2 separate regions of the Homo sapiens genome follow, and region 2 is linked to region 1. Evidence: chromatin loops called from intact Hi-C (ENCODE). Cell type or tissue: dorsolateral prefrontal cortex. All regions are shown on one strand. Each heading gives the region's core, and the rest is flanking DNA. Links, peaks and the distances in the headings are about the cores only.

What was found. Peaks named below come from ENCODE experiments on the same cell type or tissue, not always from the same donor. Only the 100,000 strongest peaks of a DNase experiment are listed, where the experiment ranks them.
Region 2: it touches region 1 in a loop (9-fold over the local background); 2 of 110 quality-filtered maps call a loop at or near these places.

Annotation. Positions count from the first base shown.
Region 1 is chr10:64,631,334-64,643,057 of GRCh38, forward strand. All of the region lies in intron 4 of LOC124902439 (a long non-coding RNA gene), which reads left to right. Among named protein-coding and RNA genes, the nearest start is that of LINC02671, 290 kb to the right of the region's middle. In dorsolateral prefrontal cortex, for the core only: no CTCF peak of the experiment used is centred there; a DNase peak (open chromatin) is centred at 5,358; H3K4me3 peaks cover 928 bases; H3K27ac peaks cover 6,066 bases.
Region 2 is chr10:64,531,457-64,543,180 of GRCh38, forward strand. The region is part of intron 4 of LOC124902439 (a long non-coding RNA gene); the gene reads left to right. Among named protein-coding and RNA genes, the nearest start is that of LINC02671, 390 kb to the right of the region's middle. In dorsolateral prefrontal cortex, for the core only: CTCF peaks have their summits at 3,841, 4,070 and 5,833; a DNase peak (open chromatin) is centred at 6,685; H3K4me3 peaks cover 627 bases; H3K27ac peaks cover 5,285 bases.

The sequences.
Region 1 (11,724 bases), core at 1,312-9,311:
AGCAATATTCAAATATTGCTTTATTCTATTCCTTGTACATTTTCCTTTATGATGGTGTCCTAGTAGAGATGAGATTATATAAAGTCACTTATAAAAGATAGCTTTAAAACCATTTACATTTAAGCCTTCTTTATTCTGGATAACTTCATCATCCTGGTTCGACTAAAATGGAAAATATTGTTTCCCTCTATCCTGTTTGGTGTATGTTATTTTTGTGCATAGATTTAGGGGGAAAAACAAGTATGATGAAAAGAGAGAAGAAACAGAGCAAGTGCTGGCCACAGAACTATTTTGAGAGTCCTAGTACATCAGGAAGAAATATGCATTTAAAATAGATGTGTTCTCATTCCTTAGTGAGCAGCTTCCTAACAAGCTAACCCACTCCATGACAATCTTCATATTAATTTCATTTGGCTACATTCAACACATTTGACCTGTAAACACTAGATTATCATAAAAGAAGCTTATCTTGTATCAGAATGTTTTTTGGTTTTCCTAATATTAACCCAGTTGGTTATAAAATTAATTTTTGTAATCATGAAAAACACCATTCTGAATTTTCTAATGTGTGAAAAAATAATTGTGTACTTTTAAGAAGAGAATGATTTTATACTCTGAATTGATGAAATGCGTCACGGAAGAGGTTCTTTCCAACAACCTGCTGCAATTTTTCATACTTAAGTAGTTATTTTTAGGATTAAGAAAAAGGTGCATGTTTTAAGAATAGCTGCTCAGGAAGTAATATCTTCAGTTGTATGCAATAAAACTGAGATTTTGAAATGAAGGATTTTTGTCTTTTATTCTGACAGATTTTAGGGTTTTTTTTTAAATAAAACCATCAGTCATCAGTAGTAGGTTGTATTATAAATCTGTTTCCTAAAGTAGTTTGGAAAACAGAAGTTAACTTTCACAATAATGAGGATATTACGTTTTACCTAGGCTGTGCTATTCCTACTAATACTAACAGAAGTTGTATTTGGGCAGCAGCAGAATTTCATATTTATATATTTACATATATTAACTATGATGATAGTTACAAATGAATGTTTAGACAGGTATTTTGGAGAAAACAGATGAAATATGTTTGGCACACAACAATGTAATCTTTATATAAAATGATTTATCTTTTTGGATCCAATCTAATGTTCAGACTCTGTAATACTTGATTTACAAATTAAAACTCTCTTTAAAAAATGATTCTGCAGCCACATACAAAGAATAGTAAGTCATTTTATTGCCTTTGGCCATGATTATTTGAATGCATTTTCTATTAAAACTGTGCTGGCATTTTCATCATATACACTCAAATAATGTAACTTATTTTTATTTTTCTTTCAATAGTTGTGGCTGTTTAAGAAATAGGAAATTTATAAAGCTGACTCAGACAAAAATAGTGTGTATTGATTATAAATAGATTTGAATATAAAGAGTTATGATGAATTTTTTAAGCTAATGTTTTAAATTTGTGGAGGTTAACTATATTCAGTCAACAGAAATAAAGCTATTTGTTTGCAAATTAACGTACCCCAATGTGCTGCAGGGTAAGGTCAAGTTCTACTAATATTTAATTTTTAAAACATATTTGAGGGAAGTACTCCATTAAACCATTTGCAATTATTTAAAAACTACTGTGTTATAAATTGCTCATGATAAATGAAATGCTCTTAAGACAATTGGAAAGGAGTAAAGGGTTACAGTTTTAATTAAAGAGTAATCCTTATTATTGTAGGCAAAACAATTTTTGGTGTGACATTGAGGTTAGGGATAAATTGCGGCACTGACTGTGAGTCAGTGATTTGGTTGTCAAGGTAATTCTCCAGATTGGAGAAAGGCACCCAGTGATGTTACATAGAGAAACACAGCAATTGCTCCCTATATTCTAGAAATAAGGCTTGGTGATTTAAGTTGAACTTGCAGATGATCAAACTATTACTTCTGGTAATTAGAAAGTATTATTTACAACGAAAAGGCATATGTTTAATTTTAAGGCATATTTTTACTTTTTAATAAAATCTCTGAGAAGTATCAGATTTTACTGTTTATATCAAGTGCAAAGAGCTCATTTACATGCGTGTTTATTTTTTTGACATTCAAGCATAAATAGTAGAATAGTTTTGCTTATAGACAGAAATTCCTGCAGTCCATCAATCCATCAAGCAGTAAGGGACAAATGTTGAAATTTAGGGGCTGGGCGTGGCGGCTCGCACCTGTAATCCCAGCACTTTGGGAAGCCAAGGTGGGCGGATCATTTGAGGTCAGAAGTCCCAGACTAGGCTGGCCAACATAGTGAAACCCGGTCTGCACTGAATATACAAAAATTAGCTGGGCATGGTGATGCACCTGTAGTCCCAGCTACTCTGAGGCTGAGGCAGGAGAATCGCTTGAACCCAGGAGATGGAGATCACAGTGAACCGAGAACACGCCGCTGCGCTCCAGCCTGGGTGAGACTCCATCTCAAAAAAAAAAAAAAAAAAAAAGAAAGAAAATAGAAAGAAATTAGCGTGTGTGGTGTGCGTGTTTAACAATAGGGCCTTTATTTTTAACATAAAAGTAATTTATCAAAGGTACAAAGAATAATACAATGTGCACTTGAGTTCTTCCATTGCCATTAGAAAATAAACATTATTAGCTTCAAACCTGCTATGAACCCTTCCATTTTCCCTCATAGAGATTATTGACATAATCCTTTTATAGTCCTCATATTTCACTTCATTTTAGTTTTACTATATGTAACATTCATAATAAGCTATATTATTTGTTTTTATATTTTTATTTTTATCTGTGTTTTTTTTTCTGAGAATTACTTTTTTGCTCAACATTGCATTTCTGAGATATATCCATGCTGATTTGATAACTAAGTTCAGTGTATTTACTTCTGAATAATGGGAGAATTTGTTAACTTTCCTTTGAAATCTCATGCGTATAAAACAATACATTTTGGTTTTGTTTCCGTTTTTCTAACTTCTGCCTAGTTTGAGTCTCTATTCACTTTTTATTGGTTATTTCTTCATCCTCTATGAAAAGCCTGTGTTTGTTGTGGCTCATTTATCTAATGGATTGCTTCTGTTTTCCTTTTTGATTTTAAGTCTTTATATGTTCTAGCCCTCAAGCCATATTTGATCATTTACTTTGTTACATGCTTTTTTCATACACAGAATTTTTAATTTAAAATGATCCTAATAGAAGTATTCAGTTATAGCATTAGGTACATGAAAATGTGGAAATTGCATTTTACTTTTAGTAGTCTGTGCAGGATATTATGCCAAACTCCCAATTAGTTTCTGTGGCTGTGTATATTTATTTGATAGGCTAAATATATCAGAAATTACATCATCCAGATCAAAGACACTTGGGAAAACTTTAATATTGAGTAAAGTTTGCTATGTCATGCTTGTTATAGGTGTTTTGTGAATGATTTTTTTATTATTAGGTGAAGGAAATTTTTTTCTATTTTTACTTTGTAGGACATTTTTAAGAAATGGATGTTGGGTTATGTTAAGTACTTTTCTACATCTATAGAGATGATCATATTTTTAAAAAGTTTTTTAGTCTGTCAAGGTAGAGAGTAATATTGGCAAGTTTTCAAATCTTAAATCAACCTTACATTCTTGGTTTACATCACATCCTTGTATATATATTGGCCATGATATATTATCTTGTTTATATGTTGTTGAATTTAATTTGCTAAAATTTTGTTGCAATTTTTATATCCTAGTTAATGAGGGACATCGTGCTATAGTTTTATTTTCTTATAATACCTTTGTTTGCCTTTGGTATCAGGGTTATAATGGTAACCGCATAGAATAACTTGGGAAGTACTCTTTCTCTTTTCAATTTTGGGGAAGCAATTGAATTATTTCTTCCATAACTATTTATATAAATCCCCCTCAAAAACCATCTGAAGTTAGAATTTTCTCTGTGAACAACTGTTTAAACTACAACTACAATTTATTTAATAAATATTGGGCTATTCGGGTTATCTTTTTCTTCCTGAATGAGCTTTGGTAGTTTGCGGCTTTTGAGGAATTTGTTTATTTCATCTAAGCTATCAAATTTATTGGCATAAATTTGCTTATAATATTTTCATGTTACCCTTTTAAGATTCATAGAATCTATAGTGGTGTCCCTTCTCTCATTCCTGATATTTATGTTCTGTTCCATTTAAGTAAGAGGAAATTATTCCATAAGAATCTCTTAATTTACAATAACTTCAAAATGAAATTTAACAGCATATGTGGCTCAAAGTGCAAGAATTTGCAGCTGGAATCATGGCTGAGGAGAGTGAAGACAGAACACGGAGTATCATAACTTAGAGCACAGATCCAGTGAAAACTTTATTTTCCCTCAGAAATTTTACCAGTGAAATTTTTCCTAGGCAAATTAGAAAAGCTCATGTAGGAGGGACAAAAAGCAGAGTGATAATCTTGATAATAAATTTTGTTCAAAAATATTCAAGATCCTTTAATCAAGAAACACTAATGGCCTGTGACTGTGTGTGTGTGTGTGTGTGTGTGTACTTTTAATAAATTTTGCTGCATAAAACTATAAAGCCAAACAAAATGAATTATTTTGATCCTGGCATTTAGTGTCTTTGTTCTATATAGATCACAATTCTGTGTCACCAATAGTACATCTCTCTACTTTTACATGAGAGTAGGAATAATATTTCTGTACAAAATTGAGATTGCAAATCAACTTGTATTCTAAATTCATGTGAGAGGTATACATTAGAGTACAACAGAGTAAGATAAATACCTGGCATTCACTGGGGCTGGAGTTAGAGATCAGCACATAGCCCAACAGCATTTGATTGAATGAAAAGCTTTACTGAGCTTCAAGTCTACAATAAACTGTGATATTGTGTTCACTGATCATCAGTGGGTAGCTTACAGAAAAATGATGATAGTAAAATTATCACTTGTGCTTTAACATGGAGTATAATTATACTATAAACAAGGAATTTAAACAGAGCTAGGGCATTAAATAAACTTTTTTCCCCTTGCCTCATGTGGGGAGACACTGCCCAGAATTTTTTATGTGTCACTGAAGTATTGTTACAAATGGGATTTTAAAAAATAAAATGCTTTTGGACATGCAAAATGATTAATAGAGATTAACTCTGTTTAACTCTGTACAGTGAACATTAGCATACAATTATCTATTTGAGCCCCTGCTTTCAATGTTTTGGGTATATAAATAGGAGTGGAGTTTCTGGGGCATAGGGTAATTTTATGTTTAGGTTTCTGATGAACCGCCCAACTATTTTCCACAATGGTTGCATTATCTTACATTCTCATGAGATGGAGCACTGCTGTGCTAGGGAATGGTTGGGGAGAGGGTACGTACAACACAATGCTTTGTTATCATTTGGTTCCAACAGTTTCTGCTTGTTTTTCATTGTTTCTATGGGGAACGAGAAATTGGAGCAGCCCATGCTTCCACTTTGCTGATGTCACTGTCAAATTCCTTGGTTTACTTGATACATTTAAAACTCCTTTTCTTCACCTAGGGTGATTTAACTACTTTGCCCTCTCTGTTTTCTTGCTACAGCTTTCGTACTGCTACATATTATTCATTTAATCAGGTATTTAATTTCCTTTTGATTGTGAACTCCTTGGGGCCAAAGATTGTATCTTACTCTTCCTCTTTACAGTTTCTTGATATTTGTTTAAATGATTTTTTTAAAATTTATTTGTTTATTTAAAGAAAGGATCTTGCTCTGTCATTCAGGCTGGTGTGAAGTGGCATGATCATAGCTCACTGTAACCTCAAACTCCTGGCTTCAAGTGATCCTCCCTCCTTGGCCTCTCAAAGTGCTTAAATTATAGGCTGCTTAATTGAATTAGTTATACTTCTCTTGTTATTTGTGAAAAAAATGAATTGAACTAAAATATTTGGGAACAAATAGAAACTGTTTTAGATGGAAATAGTTCTATTTAGCTCCATTCTAAACTGTAGTCCAAGGAAAGAAAATGAGATCACATTAGGAAAGTCATGTTTTAAGCTTTAAAGCATTAACAGATCCTTGCTCAGGAGAGGCAGCTTGGTTGTCAAGGGAAGAAAACTAAGTTTGCTTTTAGGATACTTGGGAAACTATAAACCCATACAATTGCACCTGCCAATTAAAAAAAAATTAAAATAAAGTAAAACCACTGGTTCTACTCTTGTCTTCAAAAGTCCATGACCTCTGGCCTTCAAGTGTGTTTGTTTGTTTATTTTAACTTTAAAATTAAGAGATTACACTAGAAATCCCTTGGTTATATAGCATAAAAAGACACGTGGGGGAAATGATATACCATAAAAAGACGTGGGAAAAATATTAACTACATCATAATCTGATACAAAGTGAAAATTTTATTTGCACATAGTATTATTTAAAACATGAATAATATATATATCTTATAGAAGACTGTCTAAAGATCATAGGTAAACTTGTGCTGAAATGCAGCTAAGTGTATTTTTAATAATTTTTAAGTGTATAATTTGGTGGCATTAAGTGTAATTGTGTCATAGGTACATAGATAATTGTGTCTAAGTGTCACTGTATCATTGGTATGTAGATAATTGTGTCTCCTTAATTATCAAGGATTCTTTCCTTTTGCTAAATTGGATTTTATTTGTACTTGGTGCTCATTTCCCACAAATTTTCCTTTATCTCAGAAATGGTCAAATATTAGTTCAATTATTTCCTGTGAAATTAGCCCTGAGAGCAGGTAGAGGTTCCAGAAAATTGGAAATCAGTGGTTTAATTCCTCTAGGTCATGTAACTTCCCTGCAGCCGTGTGAAAGACTGAGGGTTTAAAATTGATCAGACAAACAAATGAACAAGCAAACACACTTTGAACTATGCCTTTCCAGTGAATTCCCTACTAGCCCTGAAGAATAACTACAATACATTTTCATTTCAAAAGATTCTCTTGGTTGCCATAACTTTGACATTTGTTACTCAGTATATAAAATATATTTTATTATTCCCCTATTAAAACATGAAAATTAATATGTCACTATCTCCAGCTAGAGTTTCCTCATTTGCAAATTGGAAGGTTTGGCTATATCATTTCCATGATCCTATTTATATTTAATGTACTATAACTATCATTTTAATTTGCTGTTTTACTCATTTTAGATTATTATTAATTATAACATATCTATCAAATTTCACAGAATTCTAATGAGATATTTTATATGAAAGCACTTTGATTAGTTATACTAAAAAGGTACGGTTATACTTTTCATTTTAAGAAGTTCGAAGTAGAGTAAAACACAAGATCAAGAGACTCAATTTGAACCCGACATGCCCATTTCATGATTTACTTGAAAGTAGATGTGGTGAATTTGGGTCAGGTAGGATACATGTGTGTTTATTTGTAAACATGTATGTTTACAGTGTTTTAAACATATGAAGATTTTGCACACATATCTAGATTTTTAAAAATATGGCAACTTTCAACTTATATTTAGTGAAAATCAGCTGAAGCGGGGGACCAACTGCTTTTTGGTGGGACTCTCACTGACTAGTTTCCCAGAGTTTGCATCATTCTCTACTGAGACCTAAAATCACTCTACCTGGTATCCTGTCTGCTGCAGAATTCTAAGCATGCAAGCCTTGTTTTAAAGATATTAACCTGGATTAGAGAAACGTGGACAGCTCGCCATATCCTATTCCTTTCACCTATATACGATAGAAAAGATAAAATATTTCAAAACTACCTTTTAAATATTTGTATTTGCTGCTCAAAAATCGAAACACCATATTAATATTGAAGGATAAATAACTAAATATAGAGATGTGTTCTATTGCCACTTGTGCATATCTGTGTGTATATTGATGTGTATGGATGTGGATACAGAATGCTGGTAAAAGGTTGAAAGATGAAAAAGAATGAAATCTTAACATGGTAAGAAGTTCTTTATCCAAATCTCCTGATGGCTTCTGAAGACAGGAATTTGGCATTTGCTCATACATTTCTGTTACTAACACAATGTACAAAGAGCTATATTGTAGAAGGTGCTCCTTTTTGGAAAAATGATGAGTCTTATTGTGTGACTGAAATTAATTTTTTTCTTTTTTTCAATGTATCTGCTTAAAACAGTTACAGAATTGCTTATGCAATCAAGATGCTGATGGTTTGTTAGCTTTCAAAAGATAAACTGTGTTTGAAATAACTATTTCCCAATTATGTTATTGAAGTTGAGCACATTTTAGTTCCTCCTACTCTTTCCATTTTTCTCTTAATTAAAGATATGCCTACTTCCTTTTACAAATCTATATTGAGTAGTCTGTGAATACAAACTGTGAACATTAACTCTTTGATTCTTTCCTAGTGGAACACTAGGAAATCAGGAATCAGAAATATCCTGTAAGAACACTAGGAAATCAGGAATCAGAAATATCCTGTAAGAATAATCAAAGGTCTCACTGTGAACAGAATTATTTTAAGTTGTTCAAGCTACGTAATCAACTTTAACAGTTGATTATATTTATGAGAACTTATATTTCATTTAAGATCCGCATGTTCATATGGACGGTTAAGAACAATATTGATAAGTCCACAATTCATGCATTGCATAGTTTCTTATTTTTATATATTTTAAATGCATTCTAAATACTAAAGACATATTCGTCACCCAAGTAGATGCAAGATTATCCTTCCGAGCATAATAAAAGCACAAAAAAGTATTTTGAGAAATGTATTTTAAATCAATGAATTTTTCTTTTTTTCAGAAGACAGGTTTCATGGGCATAGAAATTCTATCATCTCCCCTGTCATTTCATCTCCAATGCCTGGCACATAGTATTTGCTTAAAAAGTATATTTGTAGGCCGGGCGTGGTGGCTCACGCCTGTAATCCCAGCACTTTGGGAGGCCGAGGCGGGTGGATCACGAGGTCAGGAGATCGAGACCATCCTGGCTAACACAGTGAAACCCCGTCTCTACTAAAAATACAAACAATTAGCCCGGCGTGGTGGTGGGCGCCTGTAGTCCCAGCTACTCGGGAGGCTGAGGCAGGAGAATGGCGTGAACCCGGGAGGCGGAACTTACAGTGAGCCGGGATTGTGCCACTGCACTCCGGCCTGGGCAACAGAGCGAGACTCTGTCTCAAAATATATATATATATTTGTAAACACTTGTTAATATGAAACCAGTCAATATATAAAAGCATGTTCCTTTTTTTTTTCCTTTTCATATGTCCTTGTATAGCTGGAGATTTTTTAAAAGCCAATTTAATACATTTCCATTTGAAATCGCAAACTGAGAAAACATAACCAATTTATATGTCAAAAAGTAAATATAGCATAATATAGAGAGAATTTTTATGAATTAATTGAATGAAAAGATGCAAGTGAGTAATAAACATGACAAAACAGGTCTGAAAAAAGATAGATAACTATGTTATGCCGTACTGGGTGACCTTCTAGTTAGGCATGTGTAAAGCTCCATCTTTTATAAGACCTTATTAATTCTTCCTTTGAGAATATAGATTGTTAAAACACAGAAGTTTGGACTTCAATTGCAAAATAGAATAACTTCTTTATTTGAACTTCCAGAGAGTGTAACTTGCAATTTCTTGCCAGTTAATATGTATCACAATCTGGCTGGTGAGCAATAATATATATGGAGGATTTTCTGATTGATAATCTATCCTGTCTATTGATACTCTCTTTTTCTTTGATTAAACAATAAATTTATGCCATTCATCTATTCAACAAATATTTCTTACTAAATATTTATTAAATACTAAGCATTTACTAAAGGAATAGTAAATGTTACATACTGAAAGTAAAACAGGTAAATCAAGCTTAACTGTTTTGAGAGTATTGAGACACATAATTGAGCAAATTTTGGGTTTTAATGAAAAAACATACACTCAATTAAATGAAACTAAAATACGTGCTCAGCTAAAACAAACTGGTGTTTCAGGTAAAATTTCTTGGGAAGTATGTCATCTAAAGAAGTAGATCGCCAAAGAATGACAGAGAAAAGTGTTTGAGAAAAGGAAACAATATCAACAAAGGTCTGGAGTGAAATATGTTTGACAAACTGAAAATTCAGCATTTTTTCACAATTTTATTTGTAACTAGAAATCATTTATTACACGAGTATTATAGGCATATCTTGTTTTATTCTGTGCCACTTTATTGTGCTTCACAGATATTAAGGGTTTTTTTTTTTTTTTTTCTGAGGTGGAGTTTCACTCTTGTTGCCCAGGCTGGAGTGCAATGGCACGATCTCGGCTCACTGGAACCTCCGCCTCCTGGGTTCAAGTGATTCTCCTGCCTCAGCCTCCCAAGTAGCTGGGATTACAGGCACGTGCCACCACACTCAGCTAATTTTTGTGTTTTTAGTAGAGATGGGGTTTTGTCATGTTGGGCAGGCTGGTCTCGAACTCCTAACCTCAGGTGATTCACCCGCCTTGGCCTCCCAAAGTGCTGGGATTACAGTCGTGAGCCATCATGCACGGCTTTTTTTGTTCTTTTCTTTTTTTTTTTTTCCACAAATTGTGGGTTCGCGGAAACCCTAAGTCAGGCATGTCTATCATCACCGTTTTTCCAGCAGTACGTGCTCACTTTGTGTCTCTGTGTGACATTGTGATAATTCTCACAATAATGTAAACTTTTTCATTATTGTTATATCTGTTATGGTGATCTTTCATATTACACTTGTAACTGTTTTGGGGTGCTATGAACCATGCCCATATAAGATGGCAAACGTAATTGATGAATGTTGTATGTGGTCGGTTTTTTTGTTTGTTTGTTTGTTGTTTTGAGGCAGAGTCTTGCTCTGTTGCCCAGACTCCTGGGGTACAGTGGCATGATCTCAGTTTACTGCAACCTCCACCTCCCTGGTTCAACTGATTCTCCTGCCTCAGCCTCCTGAGTAGGTGGGATTACAGGTGTGTGCCAGCACACCTAGCTAATTTTTTCATATTTTTAGTAGAGACAGGGTTTCACCATATTGGCCAGACTGGTCTCGAATTCCTGACTTCAAGTGATCCATCCACCTCAGCCTCCCACCCAGGCGTGAACCACCGTGCCTGGCCAAATGTTGCATGTGTTCTTACTGCTCCACTTTTCAGTACCCCCATAATTGTCCCTCTCCTTGGGCCTCCATATTCCCTGAGACACAACAATGTTGAAATTAGGTGAATTAATAACCCTACAATGGCATTTAAGAGTTCAAGTGAAAAAAAAAAAAAAGCTAGGCGCCTCTCACTTTAAATCAAAAGCTTGAAATGATTAAGTTTTGTGTGGAACTAAGACAGACTGAAAGCTAAGTCTCTTGTACCAAACAGCCAAGTTTCGAATGCAAAGGGAAAGTTCTTGAAGGAAATTAGAAGCGCTACTCGAGTGAACATACAAATGATTAGAAAGCAATACAGCCTTATTGCTGATATGGAGAAGGTTTTAGTGAACATTCAGAGGAGTTTGGAAGAAGTCGCTGACAATCTTCATGGATGACTTTGAGGGATTCAAGACTTCAGTGGAAGAACTAACTGCATATGTGGTAGAAATGGCAGGAGAACTAGAGTTCGAAGTGGAGCTGGAAGATGTGACTGAATTGCTGCCATATTATAATAAAACTTGAATGAATAAGGAATTGCTTCTTATGGATGAGCAAAGAAAATGGTTTCTTGAAATGGAATCTACCCCTGGTAAAGATGCTGTGAACATTGTTGAAATGACAACAAAATATTATAATATCACATAAACTGAGTTGATAAA
Region 2 (11,724 bases), core at 1,572-9,571, 100 kb before region 1:
ATACAGTCCACAGCACTAGTCTCCATCTAGAATTTGCACCTTGTTTTCAGTTATCACTTATTCATTAAAGACCCTCCCTCCTTCCTGTATTTGCAACATTACACTTATATGGGCACAATAGGAAAAGCCACTGCTTTCTCATTGTAGCTTCTCTTCTTGGTATGAGGCCAGATGTTTCCTGAACCTTTTTCCTATGCCTTTTGGACTTTGACTGCCTCTTTAGGGTCCAATCACTGTTTTCCTCTAGCTCTTCTATTTGGACCACCTTCTAAGGTCTTCTCACAAAGTGGCTTCTTATCTCAGCACAGAAAGCAGAAGCAGAGGTTCTATTACTGTACTTTTTATAAGATGGTAAGGGAGTTTAACCTCCAGTCTGCTGAGGCTCTGTTGGGACCTAAGCTGTCTCTATGTAGACAGATGTCTCAATTATTACAGTATTAAATTACTAATTGGAAAATCAGCTTGCTTTTAAATAACACTAACAGATTTTTTAAAAATCACATGTATAACAACGTTTAAGAACTATCCAAAGACATTATAAAGATCTGGAGGTGGAGTTGACAAATTTTTTATGGATTCAATGGGCAGTATGTGAGGAAACGAAGAAATCAACATCAGCCCCTTGGTTGCTGGCCTGACCAATTGAGTGGTGGGTGTTAATGTTAACAGAGGTGGTAAAGATGGAGGGAAAAGGCTTTTTGATGGAGAAGGGTGAAATCAAAAGCTTTCTTTCAGATATGTTAATTCGAGGTATCCAATAGATATCCAAAAAGTGATGTTAGATATTGCTCTCTGTCTCTGTCTCTCCCTCTGTCTCTCCTCTCCCTCTTTCATCTCCTTCCTTGACAAATCAAAACATTATTACACTATGCTGGCAAAAACATTAGCTTTAGAGATTAAATCCTGGCTGTCAGTCTCTATTTATGCGATCTAGCACATTTATTTAACCTCTCACAGACTTGGTTTCTTTAGATACAAAATAGAAATAAAAATGCATTATTCATGGGCTTGTTTATGATAATTAAATGACAATTAGATGAACTAAATTATGTTAAGTACCTGGTACATAGAATATGTTTAATATTAATGCCCTCCTGACCACCATCCTCCCTCTTCTATGTATCTTTGTAGAAAGATAAATGAAATTTGGGCATAATATCAGATATTCTGTATTCCTCTTCCAATACAAAACTAGAGCTTCTTGAAATACTCAGGTTTAGAAGAAGAAGGTAATGGCATTGACACTCTACAGCTGTGGTATTCATGAAAATTGGAAAAACAAATTAGTATTATGTATTGGAGACATTATTTTATAATAAATCTAGTACTTTTCTCCCAAATAAGCATGGTAGCTTGAAGTATTAGGCCATGTAAGCCCTAAAGAAACAATTTTAGCCTGCTGACTGCCTAGCCTGAACAAATAATGATCACTTAACAAATAGACTAATTTGTGGTCCTGAAAGAAGTATTTGCTCCGAGGAAAGGGGTACTAGAATCACAGGCAAATAAATACACATTGCATCAGGTCCTATTTTCAACATCTATTCCAGGACTATGAACTACAGCCATGGTTATTATCTAATATTAGAGAACAACTTATTGATGATTTTAATTATCCAAGGGGTAATTGAGAAATGGATGGCATAATATATAACAGGAACCCAAGAGATGTTTTTTTCATTTGTGTATTTCACTCACATTATCATTTAGACATTAATGATTTCATCTTATGAACTTAAAACTTTTAATAAGTGGACATTATTTTCATAGCTTTATGGTCAAAACACAGTTTCTAAATTATGCCTGTATAGTGGAACAAAAGTGATGAACTCTTCTTATTTTAAATGAAATGTGTTTTAAAGGGATTAGAATTAAATTATCACTTTTAAGATAATATCAGTTTAGGGGGTTGGCAGGTAGGAGAGTACCAGGTTATTAAAAAATAATTTGAGCTTGTAACTGCCATTATATGAGATACTTCTCTAATGGATGTCCAAAATACACAAGGGAGAGTGGTGAGTGAAGTTTTAATATGTTGATGCCTCAAACGTTTAATCTAGTTTGGCCATAACCAAAGGCTTTAGGAAGCCAGGATTATTTGGAGTGGAATTAATAGGTGAGCAGACTTTAAAAAATGAGAAATTTTAAATTATATTATAAAATTGCTAATGGTATGTGGTTGGTATAGAAAATTTGAAAAAAAAGAAAACAAACCATAAACCTTTATACTGAACAAAATAAAACATTGTCTATAATTCCATCATCTTGGAAAGCTCACTGATAACATTTAAACACATTTATTTTGAATAAAACTTTCCCTTATATATGAATAGAAAATGTATTTTTGTATAATTGTAAACTGTATTACATGTCCAATTTAAAAAATTATTCTAAAATAATGTGTCATTAATATTATTGTTAAATAGTTTTGTAATACATTTTGAAAAATTGAGCAATGTGCTGCCAGATAGACTGGTATCCCATAATTTAATAATCTCCTTATCAAAAACTTAAGGTCTTGTGTTTTTATTTTTTATTTTTCAATTTTAATTTTTATTTTTTTTTTGAGATGGAGTCTCGCTCTGTGGCCCAGGCTGGAGTGCAGTGGTGTGATCGCGGGTCACTGCAAGCTCTGCCTCCCAGGTTCACGCCATTCTCCTGCCTCAGCCTCCTGAGTAGCTGGGACTACAGGTGCCGCCACCATGCCCAGCTAACTTTTTTGTATTTTTAGTAGAGACGGGTTTTCACCGTGTTAGCCAGGATGATCTCGATCTTCTGACCTCGTGATCCGCCCGCCTCGGCCTCCCAAAGTGCTGGGATTACAAGCGTGAGCCACTGTGCCTGGCTAGGTCTTGTGTTTAAATGATAATATGTTGTGGTGGTGTGTAAGATTTCTAATTTTTTTAAATTAATTATTTATTTATTTCTTTATGGTAGAGATGAAGTCTCTCTATGTTGCCTAGGCTGGTCGTGAACTCCTGGGCTTATGTGATCCTCCTGCTTTGGCCTCCCAAACTGCTGGGATTATAGGTGTGAGCCACGACACCCAGGCACAAGATTTCTAATTTTAGAAATGGGCCTAGAGTGGAAACAGTTGAGGTAACTACAACTGTTTTTAAAATTGTGGAAATGAGAATGTTCAGTGTATATTTAAGAAGCAACTAATAGATTTGTTTGGGCTGTGATATGTAAGCTTTTGTAGGAATTATTGCTCCTGGGTTGGGGGAGATCCAATGAACCTTACATTTTAGGTTCAGGTGTTTAGAGTCTGGGGAGGCACTGCAGTCTGTGCATAGCGCTGAGACATATTCAGAGCAATGATTCAGGACAATTCCCCTGAAAGGAGAGTGTGGGCGTAGATTGGAAGGGGAATCATGAGGGGGAAGAGACAAGAGAGAAGGTTATTTTAACAGTGAAATGCAAGATAATGAGGGTTGGAACCTGGGTGATGGCTGTAGGAAGGGAAAGAAAAAGACAGAGAGAAAGGTTCCTTAGCATTTGCTATAGTGTTCTTTGCTTAATGCAAATTAAATACATTTGGGGGGGATACTCAGCATGGATATTACTAGCCATTTTCTTACTGAGTGCTGCTAAAACTAGAAAGTGCAATGTAATGGCACTGCTAAAATGAAACTGTTTTCCTTTAATAATGCTGCAGTCTCATTACATGAAATAAACCAATGTCATTACAGTTCCAATAGTTTAGAATGACCTGCTGAAGTTTTTTTTCTTGTTTTTTTATTTTTCCACATTTCAAAGACTGTTTGATAGACCTGGGGTTTTAAATAATCTGTACTGTTGTTTCTGTATAAATAATAGATCAATTGTTTGCAGTTGATGTTTTGCTAGTTCTGTTTTCCTGTCTAATGAATGCCTGAGTGTTTCCGGGCATGTGGTGATTTAAATTGTTTATTAAGATGGGTGAAATCATTGAATGTTGTTCTGTTTGTTTTACTAATAATGCTTATCAAAAATTGTTTCTAGAACCACAGTTGTTTAAGAGAAGAAAAGTATAATAATATTGTGGGAGAAGGCCTGGGGTTAGATTCAAGAATGTCATATTTAAGGCTAACTCTGCCACCATTCCTTCTTAGGCAAGGCACTTAACCTCCCTGTCCTAAGTTTCTGTACCTCTAAAGCGCCTTGTACTACTAGTTCAGAACCATAGCTGTCACTGTGGTGCTACTCTTACTGTTACTGTTACCGGTGGCAGAGACCCGAATCACCCTGAGTAACCAGCGGCAGATTCGTACCAGTCGGCAGCAACTTAAATTCTTGCCTTCTCGGAAGAAAGAATTTGACTGAGGTGCATAAAGCAGAAAAAGAGACCGAGGTGAGTTGCAAAGCAGGAGTAAAAGTTTATTAGAAAGGCTTTAGAGCAGGAAAGAACCCTTGGAAGAAATCCAAGTGAGTGCCTGAAAGTCAAAGAGAGAAAAGAGAGGCCTTTAACCTTGATCCTGGGACTTCATAGGCTCTCCTCTTTCCCATGATTCCTCCCTTAGGGTGGGCTTTCTGCATGCACGATGCTCTCCTTACCCTTGGGAATTGAGCACGCTCGGTGTGTGTAGGGAGTTGCATGCATGCCCATGCCCGTCTGAGGCTTTCTTCCTTTTTCTGGTGGAGTGTACCGGGAAGATCATACTTTGCCATTTTGTCTCTTAATGTGCATGCCCAGGAAGTTGCTTCTTTCTGGGCCCTGCCTTTAATTAACACTTTAATGTTAACAGGTGTGGACCATCAGGAAATGGCCGCTCCCTGGTGCCAGCTGCCAGTTGATCACTTTTAGAGAGGCAATGTGATAATTTGCCTAAACATCACCAGACATTTCTAGTGGGTTGGGGAGAAGAGCCCTCTCCTGCCCCGCTGATGACTAACTACCTGTAACATTACTACTAATTATGTACCTCCCACCCCCTTTTATTTGGTGGCCAGATACATTCCTTTGAGGGACTTTACGTGTATTACTTTCAACCTCTATGTCAACCTCATAAGATAGGAAAAATTATTTCTATTTTATTGATGAGAAGACCAAAGTGCAGAGAAATTAAGCAGCTTTCTCAAGGAAAGTGGTGGTTCTGGAAGTTAAACCCATGTCTGTCCACATTGCCTTGGTAAAACTCTAAAAGGAGTAAGTTGAACCTGCTCTGCAACCAAAGAGCTAAGAGGAGCTAAACCTTATGGAGTTCAGAGCAGAGGAGCAGAAACCCTTTTCCCCTTTGATTTTGCAGGTGGGAAAAGACAGCCTGATCTTCATGGTATCTGGGCTGTGGTGTTTCTAGCTTTTATACCAAGTCTTCAGATCTTTTGGATCCGATTCTCTATATTTACATTCCTTATTAACATTCACTCTTAAAGATGGAAATGAGAATTTGGGACTTCATAAATGCTAGTAAATTACACAAATTCTGAATGTGATTTCTTCCCATGGTACTATTTTAACATAGGTGACCTCTAATTTGCCGGAGTACCAGGCTAGACTGTATGTTTCCCAAACAGAGGCATCCTGTTTGTCTTGATTTCTGTTTTATCCCTCAATAAGTATTTCCTGAATAAATAACTTAATAAATACAGAATATAGACTCTTGAGCTGGTCATTTGATTAATATGTTTGGTTAAACCTAAACAATTTTGCTATGAAACTATTCTTCTCCAAACTGAAATAGAAATGCATCAAAGAGGGAAACAGCTAAAAAAATTTGAAATGCAATCCAATTTTTATTAGTGTTTTATAGAAATGGGCTTAAAATGCTGTTAGGCAAATGTATATTACAAACAATAGACAAGAAATTAAGTTTTGATTCTTAAAGTTTTAAATACCTAAACACATCTGTAGATGTAGCTGTGGGGACACTTTTATGAGACAAGAATATTTGTGCAGTAAAATTAAACATTCTTGTAAAGAAGTATTTTTTTTGTGTATAAGACTATATATAATTTCACAATTCAGGTGGCATTTGAATAATTACCTTTGAAAAGTAAAATAAACAACTTTTTAAAGATTCAGGACCAAAATTTGAATGAAAGAAGTGAGAGAATCTTCTAACATCTATTTATTTTCCCCTTTTTAATCCTAATTTTCCTGCACTTCCTTTTCATGATTTTAAAAAATCAACCGTTTAGTTGAAATTCATTGATAATTTAGTTCTTTTTCCAGTTTAGAGTACAATTAAAAACCGTTCTTGGTGTAATCCAAGGCACCGCTTTAATAAATATATAATCACTGCATCATGAAGCCAGAGTAGCAATGCGATCTCTGAACTTAAAATGACACAGAAAATTGAGTTTATTGATATGTAAGTCTAGAGGAAACCCTAAGTAATTTTGTAGGAATAGTTTAGCTTTTAAGAAATCTCTCTTTGCTGAAATTTCAAGTAGTGTAATACTTATACAGGTAATTTCAGGTTAAATTAATGCTGTTTCAGGTATAGCAGGTAAAATATGTTCTTAATACATGTTTATTCAATAAATGAGGTCTTTGAGTCTGATTTGAAACTCTCAATCTTAAAGGCATCTTTCGTTGTTGTCTTAAGGCGAAGTTCTTTGGCTGAACAATTCTAAGTTATCTGTTTTATTCTTCTCATCCTGACTCAGCTGAGATCGTGGATATAATGCTGTTCTCACAAAGCTGCCCCTTGTTCCTCTGTGAAAAGCAGTGGGAACCCCTCCAAGGAGACAGAGGGCATTACTGTTCCCTAAGGAGAAAGACGACCGATCAGCCCTGGTCAAATCTTTGCCACACAACTTTAGTTGCTTGCTTAGATGTTTGCCTCTTTGATGGCAATATGAAAATGACTATATGAAACATGACTTTTTTCTCACAAAGCTGGTGCACAAAGCTCTACCACTCATCTCAGCTGGACTCAGTGCACAGGGGCTATAGTACACAGGACTAGCTACAGAGACATTTGAACTTTAAAAAAAGTTCTTTTTCAGGGAGAGTAAATTGGCCTTCTTGATATGTGCATAAGCACAATCAATCATATCAGCCTGGCTGGTTGCTTTTTTTTTTCCTTCTTTTTTTATTTTTGGTTGCTCATTTTTGATCTCTGAATCGCCCACCCTTTGCATTTAAATTAAGGTAATGCAGGATTTAGCAGCTTCCTAGATACAGATTGTTTGAAAGACCATAGATCGACAACAAAAGTAACACTTGGAAATTAAATTTGTGAGGGCATCAGAAGAGGAAGGATTTAGGTGGAGTACAATTTCACTTCTTTGTAGGCTAGTCAATTAAAATATCATATGATGGCTTCAGTATACTTTGGTCAACTTGCCTAAAAAGTCTGAATCTATAGTTCATCTTATTTCCTTAATCTAAAATTATAAACACACTGATGACACAAGCTTCCATTTAACTTTACCATTTCTGTCTCATACCATATCTAGCAGCTATTTCCTATGCTATTTTGCCACTATGGTGGGTACCTTCCATTTGTCCCTCCAGCTTCGCAATCCCATTTTCTCTACTCTACTATGTACTCTGTGGGCACCTGACTTTAATGGACTGCCTCAACGTGCTTGCTTGATGCTAGGTGGATTTGGACAATGGAAGGCATAAGCATGAGAGTAAAGGGTGGGAGGGCAGTAGAGTTGAGATCTATATTTCCTGTCTCCCTCTGATTGACCAAGGTTTGGATTTGGCTGCTTTCTTCCATGAAGGCGATAAGTTCTGTCAGACAGCTCTATCTCCATATGGATCTCTCCAGGTATTACTAAGTGTTAACTGTTGAGTAGATGGAAGTGAAATCTGGGAAGAAAAATTCAGTATTAACTATTGCCAGGTATGGACTTCTCGTGGTTTGATAGGTCTAAGCCTGTCTTAGAGGATAATTATATTCTTGGAAATACATATTGCTGGGTCCAGTCTGGCTTGAGAAAGGGAGGGCCACTTTACTGTCAGGCCAATTTATGCAGGAGGATATAACCTACCCTGCAGAGAAGGGAGACAGAGAAACATATATGGAACAAATCCCTACCAGAATTACTCCTGCTCTTGGACAGAGTGAGTGGTTAAAGATGGGATCATAATCCATTGTCTCAATATGTGGCCACTCTGGAACTATTTTCCACTGTGCTCAAAATGTTTACTATAAAAACATTATTGTTATTATCAAAACATTATTGTGTATTTGTTTCGTAGGGTCCTAGGGATGCCACACAAATTACCACAAACTTGGTGGCTTAAAACAAGAGATTTATTATCTCACAGCTCTGGGGACTAGAAATCCAAAAGCAGTGTGTCAGTAGGGCCATGAGGCCTCTGAAGGCTCTAGGAAAGAATTCTTCCTTACCACTTCCTGGCTGCTGAAGGCTTCTAGCAATCCTTGGTCTTCCTTGGCTTATAGCTGCATCATTTCAACCTCTGCCTCTGCCTCTGTCTTCACATGGTCATCTTGTCTAGGTATCTCTGTATGTCTTCTCCTCTTCTTATAATGACCCTAGTCACTGGATTTAGGGTAAACTCTAAATTAGCATGACCTCACTCTAACTTAACTAATTAGATTTGCAAGGGCCCTGTTTCCAAATAAGTTCACATTCTGAGGTTCTAAGAGGACATGAATTAAATAGGAACACAATTTAACCTGGTGCAGGTCACTACCCACAGAAGAACTGACCAAGAAGAGAGAGATCTATCCAATCAATTGCATCAGCGAACACATTGCCTTTTTTCCTCAGGTGAGTTTGAGATAGGCTTTCATCAAATATGTCTCCATCCATGCCTTCAACATAGTTTCTTATTCACTTAATAAAATTTTGACAATTTAAAAATGTGTGTGTATGTAAGCACAAACAATTACGTTGGTGGAATTGTAAATTGGTACAGCTATTATGAAGAACACTGTTGAGGTTCCTTGAAAACTAAAAATAGAACTACCATATGATCTAGCAATCCCAATTCTGAGTATGCATCCCCCCTTCAAAAAAAATGAAATCTGTATCTCAAAGAGATCTGCGCTTCCTTGTTCATTACAGCCGCATTCATAGCAGCCAAAATACAGAAACAATCTGTCTGTCGACAAATGAATGGACAAAAAAACAAATGTGTGTGTGTATATATATATGTGTGTGTGTATGCAGTATGTGTATACATTTATATACACACACATACAGTCATGCTCCATATAATGATGTTTCATTCAAGAACAGACTGCATATATGACAGTGGTCCTGTAGATTATAGTACTTGATAAAAATAACAACTATGTTACTAGCTTATAAATTTAATATAGTATAATTTTATTGTTATTTTAGAATATACTCCTACTTATGAAAAACAAACTGTAAAACAGCTTTAGGCAGGTCCTTCAGGAGGTATTCCCCAGAAGAAGGCATTGTGATCATAGGAAATGGCAGCTCCGTGAGTGTTAGTGTCCCTGAAGACCTCCCAGTGGGACAAGATATGGAGGTAGAAGACAGCAATGTTGATGACCCTGACCCTGGGTAGGCCTAGATTCATTGTTTGTGTCTTCATTTTTAGTAAAAAATTTAAAAAGTAAAAAAAAAAAAAAATAGAAGGAAGCTTATAGAATAAGGATATAAAGAAAGAAAACAATATTTTTGTACAGCTGTACAATGTATGCTTTAAGCTATGTGTTATTACAAAAGATTCAAAAAGTTACAAAAAATTAAAAAGTTTATAAAGTAAACAAGTTACAAGAACCTAAGGTTAATTTATTATTGAAGAAAAATAACATTAAAAAATTGGGTGTAGCCTAAGTGTACAGTTTCTATAAAGTCTACAGTAGTGTATAGTAAAGTCCTAGGCCTCCACATTCACTGAGCACTCACTCACTGACTCACCAAGCACAACTTCTGGTCCTGCAAGCTCCATTCATGGTAAGTGCCTTATGCAGGTGTTCCATTTATAATCTTTTATACTGTATTTTTACTTTACCTATCCTATGTTTAATATGTGTAGATACACGAACACTTACCATTGTGTTACAATTCTCTGCTGTATTCAGTACAGTAACATGCTGTATATGTTCGTAGCCAAGGAGCAATATGCTATACAATGTAGCCTATGTGTGTAGTAGGCTATACCATTTAGGTTGTTGTGATTACACTCTGTAATGTACATATAAAGATGATATTGCCTAACATTCCATTTCTCAGAACATATTCCTATAGTTAAGTGACACAAAACTACACACACAATGGAGTATTTTCAGAGCTAAAAGAGAAATATGCCACAACATAGATGAACTTGGAAAACATTACACTAAATCCAATAAGCCAGACACAGAGAAACAAATACTGCATGGTCTCACTTATATACGGACTCTAAAGAGCTCAAACTTATAGGCAGAGTATAAAGGTGGTTGCTGGGAGCAGGGGTGTGAAGAAAATGGAGGATTTTGGTCAAAGGGTACAAAATTTCAGTTATAAGATAAGTAAGTTCTGGAGATCTAATGTACAACATGGTAACTAAATAATAATGTATTGTATACCAGGGCTTTGCTAAGAGAGTAGCATTTAAGTTTTTTCACTACACATGCACAAATGCTAACTATGTGAGGTGATGAGTATACTAATAAGCTTGATTGTGGCAATCACTTCACAATGTATGTGTATATCAAAACATCACTTTGTACACCTTAAATAGATACAATATTCATTTGTCAGCGGTATCTCAATAAAACTGGAAAAAAATAGTTTGATGTGTATATGTGGGGTCCTTCTCAATTCCTACTATAAATGTATACTTTCTAATTTCACACCTATGTTTGAAATTCATAGTGATCCAGATCCATTTCCAGATATAAAATTAATATCCTGAACAATAAATTTACTAAAATAGGAATCGATTTCTTTTATACCTGATTTTTTTTTATCTTGCTCCAGGTAATCGCTAGTGTAGTATCATGCATTGGAATAGAAATTATTCAATATGGAACAGATTAATCTGATCCTCTAGGATTCAACCAAAAAGACTTGATGAGAGGAAACTTTTGTTACAGGGAAATAAGATTTGAAGTGAAAGCAAGTAAGAAATAAATCTGCTGTCTTTCTCTAGGCTGTCTGTCTCCAGGCATTTAATAAATATTAATTATTTTTTTATTCCTTTTTAAGTCCAAAGCAACAATAATGGACTTCTAAACATATTTGTTTCTTATTAAGTATACAGGATTTAATGCTACTAAATTCACTTGATAGTCTTTAATGCTTCAACTTTGCTGAAATTCAAGCTATATACAATTGTTGAATTTTCTAAAATGTAGCCTTTTATTACAAATTGTAAATTTTAATTTTTTGTGATTTAGCTTTTGTACACTAAAAATAAATGCAATCTGTGTACTTATTAGAAAAATTATGCTTACATTCAAAAGCCTAATGTATTTTATCAATATAAGTATTAAAGATGACTATGCCTCAGCTCTGTACTTTGATTCCTTTGTTTACAGCATCTTAACAAAAATAAAAAATAAAATTAAAAAAATCATAACTTTGCCCCAAAAACATAGTGTTATCAAAAGAAATGTTACCAAAGAGTAATTACTGTGTTCCAGTCATGATGTTAGGTATATCCTACGCATTATCTTATTTAGTTCTCCCAGCAATAAAATGATTTATTATTCAGATTCTTATAGATGAGGCTATTGAAACTCAGAGTCAGAAAGGTTAAAAATTGGAATGTGCACAGCTAAAATGTGTGAGGATTGAGATCTGACATATGCTTTTTTTTGACAACAAGGCCTTCAATTGTAATTATTGTGCTACCGG